Regions from separate parts of the Mus musculus genome. Here region 2 is linked to region 1. The links are chromatin contacts, found by POLR2A ChIA-PET in ENCODE. All regions are on one chromosome and are shown on one strand. Each heading gives the region's core, a stretch centred on a gene start or an enhancer-like site at or near the end of the contact. The rest is flanking DNA. Distances are from core to core; before and after follow the strand shown.

Evidence for each region. ChIA-PET counts read pairs that join two places held with the same protein, here RNA polymerase II (POLR2A).
Region 2: POLR2A ChIA-PET joins it to region 1 with 18 read pairs in embryonic stem cell. The contact joins the promoter of Ttc32 here to the promoter of Sdc1 in region 1. POLR2A ChIA-PET finds 5 or more read pairs at or near these places in 2 of 5 experiments (Patski and embryonic stem cell).

What each region holds. Positions count from the first base shown.
Region 1 is chr12:8,769,899-8,773,353 of GRCm38, forward strand. It overlaps Sdc1 (syndecan 1), which reads left to right and starts at 1,498. Exons shown (of 5, transcript NM_011519.2): 1 at 1,498-1,803. The coding sequence starts at 1,738. It overlaps Gm4755 (a long non-coding RNA gene), which reads right to left and starts at 1,373. Exons shown (of 3, transcript XR_381238.4): 1 at 1,067-1,373; 2 at 1-730.
Region 2 is chr12:9,028,283-9,031,737 of GRCm38, forward strand. It overlaps Ttc32 (tetratricopeptide repeat domain 32), which reads left to right and starts at 1,715. Exons shown (of 3, transcript NM_029321.2): 1 at 1,715-1,914. The coding sequence starts at 1,775. Wdr35 (WD repeat domain 35) reads left to right here. Exons shown (of 27, transcript NM_001159527.1): 27 at 1-565.

The DNA of each region.
Region 1 (3,455 bases), core at 248-2,747:
CCCCCCTCCCGCCCCCATTTTGAGAGGACAGGAAGGTAAAATACCAAAGTGTCCTATTTTCCTCCAAATATCAGGCTCAAAGGACTGAAGAGCTGACTTCAGATCCCAAAGCCACTGTGTTAGGAGGCACCTGCTTTTTAGGTCCTAAGCCTTCCTGAGCCTTGCTATTGGGTATTCTTTACCAAGACCCTCAAGGATCTAGGCAAGAACTGGGCAGGATCTGTATGTAGCCCATAGTTAGACCTAGGGCAGCTGAGACGCCAAAAGGGAGAGTTTCCTGAGGACAAAAGTGTTCAAACACAACTGGGTGCTGGTTGTTGGGCTACTGCTGGAGGTGTGGTGTGTGTAAAGGAGGCTGTTGAATTCCCAGAAGGCTGGTTCCACAGTGTAGAGTCTACACTGGGGACTTCCCGAGACGCTGAGCCTCAGATCTAGCTTCTCAGTCCAGGCCAGCTGATGTGGGGCTGAGGAACAAGGATGGATGCCATCTATGGCCCCTGCCTTGCAGGTGCAAAGGGCCTTTGGCACCATCTACAGATTGAGGGCAAGACAGGGCTGGTTCTTCCTCCTTGCTCTCGCTGCTATCTGCCTCGCCTGTAGGCTCTCTGGGCTCCTTTTTGGACTGACACGTCTGAAGGACGTTGGAAACTGTGAGGTCCAGGCCCCATAGAGAATCATGAAGGAACAGGAATTCAACTGGAGCTCCGCAGCTGGTTAGGCCTGCGGTCACCTGGAAACAAAGAGGCCATTTATTTTTTCCTTTGGTCTTGGACAAGGAAGAGAAGGGGCTTTCTATAAATAGAAAGACAGCAAAAAAGAAAATAATAATAATAATAATAATAATAATAATAATAAAAACAATAACAAAGCCAGCTCTTCCAGACAGTGCTCATGTCTTTAAAGGTCTTTAAAGGTCTGGAGTTCCCAGCAATTAAGTAAAGGACCAAGACCTCAGGGGTCCCCTATCCTCAGCCCGTGGGGAGGTGGGAACCATACATCGATCCCTCGGTTTATATATAGCCTCATCGCTGTGGGGCTCCGAGGTTGCCCCCAAAATCTTGCTCACCTGGAGGACCCCTGGGTGTCCTCGCCCAGAGGGCGCTGCAGCCTCGCACGTAGAGAACTAACAATCGCCCTTCTCCAGGGCAGTGCCTCCGGACTCCGGACCAGGACATAGTAGCGAGTGCACCTGGGTCTCCGTCAGCTACGCATCAAGGAAGGTGCGACGCGGGAATTACAGATTGCCGGCACTCACCAGTGCTCAGGGGAGGAAGGTGGGACTCAGACCTGCAAGAGCTGAAGAGTGGGGTGGGCTTCGATCCTAGGAGGCGTGGAAGGGGGTGTGGCTGGATCCCTGGGGGGTGGGGCGCTCCAAGGGGCGGGGCAACCCAGGGGGCGGGGCCCGAGGGGTGGAGATTGGGACTACCCAGGCCCGCGGAGCTGGGGGTGGGCGGCTAGTTTTGCAACTGCAGAGCCTTTGGGTTTATTATAAGGCGGAGCTCCGCGGGAGAGGTGCGGGCCAGAGGAGACAGAGCCTAACGCAGAGGAAGGGACCTGGCAGTCGGGAGCTGACTCCAGCCGGCGAAACCTACAGCCCTCGCTCGAGAGAGCAGCGAGCTGGGCAGGAGCCTGGGACAGCAAAGCGCAGAGCAATCAGCAGAGCCGGCCCGGAGCTCCGTGCAACCGGCAACTCGGATCCACGAAGCCCACCGAGCTCCCGCCGCCGGTCTGGGCAGCATGAGACGCGCGGCGCTCTGGCTCTGGCTCTGCGCGCTGGCGCTGCGCCTGCAGCCTGCCCTCCCGGTGAGTGTGGCCCGGGGCAGGGCTGGGAGGCGGCGGGAAGCCGGGACTCGCCACTCGCCGATGCCATGCAGGCGGCAGCACGTGGAGGGGGAGGGGAGCGGGGACTTCTTCCCGCGCTGCCTGGCGGATCCTGGGATGGTGAGCCCTTTAATGAGGACTCCTGTCCCAATTCCTCTACGGTCCGTGGATGCCAGGAGGCTATCCCAGCTCGTGGTCCGGGCGTCCTGCAGAGTGGAACCTCCATTGGTTCCCCGCTCCCAATTAAGTAAAACGACTCCACATGGGTCTGAGTCCGCCGGCCTTAGGCGCTCCGCCGGCCTTAGGCGCCGCTTGGAGTTGCTCTCTCCCGTTGCTGTCTTGCTGGCCATCTCAGCGGCCTGGCCTCCGCCAGTGTCCCGGAGGGATGCAGTGGCCATGGCCACAACGCCTTTTCCATAGACCCTAATTCAAACCAGACTGCAGGCTGCACCCCCAGCGCCGCGGAGTCCGGGCGCTCGGCCCTTTGCACCGGGGCAAGTTTGGGCACAGCAGAGCCGGCGCGGGAACAGGGGGAAGCTGACGTTCGGGGTGGCGGGAGGGACGGGATTAAGGCTGTTTGTGGGACACAAGAGGGTGGCTCAGGGACCTTCGGTTTTTCTCTGGCTGCCCCAGGTGAGCCGGGCCGAGCTGGCAGCGGGAGGTTCCGGGAAGTTGGCTTCAGAACGCTGAAGACCCTAAGAACCCAACTTTGGGGTCGCTGAAGTTGTGCTGCCCCCGGAGGGCCTCCTCCGCATGGCCCGCGCGGGGGACCCTCCCCGCGAGTGGACCCCGGTACGGCTCTTCCCCTCCCCCGACTCGGCTTTGTGCTGAAGCCGCGCGTAGGGAAGGCGGGTCCCTTGGCCCGCCCAGTAGGGCCGCGGGGAAAGAGGGACGAACGTGGAGCTGGCGACTGGTGGGGGAAAGCTTCTGGGTAGGATGCAGCCATCCACCTTTGGTGGGGGTCGGTCTCTCTAATCAGCGGCTTGGCCGACAAAGAGCTTGGTCGAGGGTACCCCAGAAAGTGCTCTCCCGCCCCAGCCGCCGTCCGCTAGCCCGCCTTCCCCAACGGGGGCGCTTTGTTCTCGGCCCCTGTAACCCTTCCCTGGGAACCGCCCCGCAGCGCTGGTCCTTGACGTGGGCCGGGTCCTGGGTCGCCGCCAGGTGTCAGCGCTGCCCTCCGGGTGTCCACGCCCCTAGCCCCCGCACCCGCTGTGAAGTCCCGGGTGTCCTTTCCACTGGCGGCTTTGCCCAACCCCTGGAAGGCAGAGGCGAGGTGCGGAGCCTCAGGCTTTATCCCTCCCGGAAGTGGCAGTCTCCCACCGCCACATCTGGTCTGCTTAACTTCGATAGTCCTGGCAAAGGCAGACACGTGCACAGGGAAGGAGAGTTGAGCGCTGGTAGATACCAAGGTCGTGTACAAATAAAGTGGCACACGGACACGTCCCCAGTCACTGTTAATGGCATTGCCTTCGCTCCTTCCCAGGTGGCTGGTGCTCTCCATCACTCTGGAGCCCAAGAGAGGGCCTCCATAATTGTATTGCCCATGAGTTGGGGTTGTGTGGGGGCGCCAAATCAGGGTTCTCTGGGAGGGCTATGAATTCCGAACTGAGTCTCCTGTGCACTCCTGGCTTTAA
Region 2 (3,455 bases), core at 465-2,964, 260 kb after region 1:
TTGTATAAAATATATATTACAAAAGAAAATAAAAGTAAAGGGAGGGCTGGCATGTGCTCAGTGGTAGCATGCGTTCCAAGCCTGCGCAGGTCCTGGGTCCACTGTCAGTACTGGAAAAAAAAGATAATCCATACATCACAGTGCAACCAAGAGACAGTTTGATTCTTTTCACATAAGATTTACAGGTGTGAACTAATTTTTTTGTAGTTCCTGTCTGTTCATTTACCATTTATATAACTTATAGTTTGTGGCAAATTACCACAGAACTAGTTCTCTCTTGCCAAGGTTACCAGTTGGTTAGAGACCCCTTGGGAGGTAGCTGGGGATGGCAGAGGGTAGGAGGGGCTGCCTTGAAGCAGAGAACAGACATGACCTGGGTTCAGGGAGGCTCAGCAGCGGCTTAGGACATGAGCTCTGTTTCTACTTAAGGTTAAATTTCTGTATGTTCATAAATGAGGAAATGGCATTTTAAGACTTTTTATTATTTGAAGTTTTAAAGACTACAAGCCTCATTCAAGAGGAAGCATTTGGTCTCTTTTCTTTGTAATAAACATGAATTAACTGATTTTGAGTAATGCTGTAGTTATCATCAAGCTTATCCCGAGCTATGCCATGGTTCAGAGTACTCTAGTGGCCTAAATGTGACCCCAGCAGCCACAGCATGCACTAATGTGGCCGGTCCCAGCATTCTGGTAAGCAGTGTACCTGCACAGGCACTGCCGACCTCTCTCATCTGCCATACACAGCTCATTATATTTTGCTGAAATGTACTTTAAGATCACTTTTCTGACCGGGCAGTGGTGGCACATGCTTTTAATCCCAGCACTTGGGAGGCAGAGGCAGGGAGATTTCTGAGTTCGAGGCCAGCCTAGTCTACAGAGTGGGTTCCAGGACAGCCAGGGCTACACAGAGAAACCGTGTCTCGAAAAAACAAAACAAATCACTTTTCTTTATTCTCAGAGCTCAGATCAAAAGTTTTTCTGAGACATTATTTGAAATAAACATGAAAACAAATTCTGAAGGGAAAAAAGGACGTTTATCCCATGTTTCCTTCCACTATAATGTAGGGAAATGTGGCATTTGCATTGTCTTCACATCCACAGACACATCCTCGGACACACACAGAGACATACACAGAATATATATCACATGGGAGAAAAAGCTAAGTCTTTTTAGGAAAATATACAGTGACTGAAGTGGCAGAGAATTGTTACCATAGAGACTACAGAAAGTTCACACTCAGAAACATGGACAAATTTGTTTCAAAGTAACAGAATATTAACTCTGTTGCCATAGCTCTAGACGCTTATTTTGGGTATCTAAAATGAAAACAGCAATATTATGTTGCCCTCTACTGTCTGCTTCTATAATTATTTTCTAAAAAAAAATTTTTTAAAGACTTCTTTATTTACTATGTATACAGCATTCTGCCTGGATATATGCGCACCACCACCGCCCGGCCATGGGCACTGTCTGTCTGTCTATCTATCATCCATCTAATCTAATCTAATCTAATCTAATCTAATCTAATCTAATCTAATCTAATCTAATCTAATCTAATCTAATCTAATCTAATCTAATCTAATCTAATCTAATTATGTATACACATGTCACAAAGATTTAAATTCTCTTAATTTCCCGCGAACGGCGTCAGGCGCTACCAGTTGTCTCGCGATACTACGGGTCTTCAAACAGGACAAACGTCCTTTTCCTTTAGCCAACGAAGTCCCGTGAGCGGTAGCTGTGGTTCCGCTTCCACCCGGGTGAGGCGGTCATGGCCTTGCGGCCAGGCCGAGAGGGCGGAGAGAGCTCGGCCGCCCTGGCCACGGCGCAGGCTCGCTTCTCCAGGGGCGAGTTTGCCGAGGCCCGGGAGCTGTACTCCGCCTTCATTGGCCAGTGCGCGCGTCACGGGAGGTAACTATCGCGAGAGCGGGCTGGGCGCGTGGGTGGTCCCCGAGCCACGCGCGGACCGCGGAGTCCTGGGCTGCCGCTTGGTTTCCCCAGAAAAGATCCCCTCCGAGCCCTGTCCTTCGGGGAGGGGACGCCTTGGTCTCCGCAGAGGCCCAGGCGGCAGGAAGCCGCTGTTCTGGGCAGGGAAGGTGGTCGTCCTCGGAACCACAGCGACGCCTTTGTGTTCCGGACGCGAAGGTTCCGGTTCAGCACCCGCTTAAGCTAAGCACAGTCGCTGCACCCAGCTGTCCCGTTAGTGTTTACCACGACGTCACAGCACACTCCTGAAGTTAAGGGTTGTTAATGTGACACCGCTAGAACATCACAAGAGTCCTTTCTGTAGAATATCAAGCCAGCGATGAAACGTTTATTGCCCAGTACAGTTCTTTGTTACTTTGATATTTGAGTTCGAGCAGCTTATCAAGATGTGCACTCTGACCCCTCTATTCCCACTACGCTTTGAGTCTTTAGAAAACGGGGTTGTATGTCGAGCCAAAATCTGATAATTATAAAAATTTTGACATTTAGGGGTCTTGGTTGCATTCTGTTTTCTGCCAGTTAAGGAATTAAAAGGCAGTAAAACTCTCAAGCCAGGCAGGTAGCAGCGGAGGAGGAGGAGGTGGTGGAGGAGGAGGAGGGTGCCACGACTAAGTACAGCTTATGAGAGAATCCGCTAATGAGGAAAGGTTTCCTAGGGGTGAGAAAACTTGAGTGGGCAAACAGATAAAACCCTCGGCAAAGCGGAAGAGGATTTCAGGAACCCGCAGATCCACTCCTTTGAGGGTTTAAGGAACTGAGGGTTGGTCAGTTTGAGCACAGAGCCCTAAGCATGTCCGATCCAGCTTTGAACTTGTGTAGTAGTAGCATAGCAGAGCCATCAGCGGGGGTGGGGTGGGGTGGGGGGCTCTATTGGTGAAAAAAAAGTAGAAAAGCCTTTTTAGGCTGCCGGGTTTTTGTTTCCGGTCAGCCGGGTCAGGAAGAAGCAGGTCAGGTTGGCAGTTCACTATATTTATTATCTAGTCTCAGCTCCTCTCTTGATACATCTGCTTATCAGGGAGTCTTACTCTTAGCCCCTCCGTATTGTTTGTCCCAATGTCTCTGTATTGGTTGTGAATTGGTCGTTAAACCGGGAGAATCGATCCAACTCTGCAGGTTCACAATTCCACTGTAATAGAGTGAAGTCTTTTACTCTTTGTGATATTCACAGCCTGGCTATCTTCTGTGCTAATGCCTGCACATGTAGCATTAGTTACTTCAAGATTTGCCTTTGTTGCGCTTATGTAATGTGTGGAGTGAACACAGAGAAACAGAGAAACTGGGAATTTCTCTCTCTCTCTCTCTCTCTCTCTCTCTCTCTCTCTCTCTCTCTCTCTTTGTGTAGCCCCAGCTGTCATGAAACTCCCTCTACATACCAGGCTGCCCTTGAATGCAGAGATCCACCTGCCTCTGCCTCCCAAGTGCTGAGATTACAAGCTGTAGTACTGGACCTGGAAGATCTTTATAGT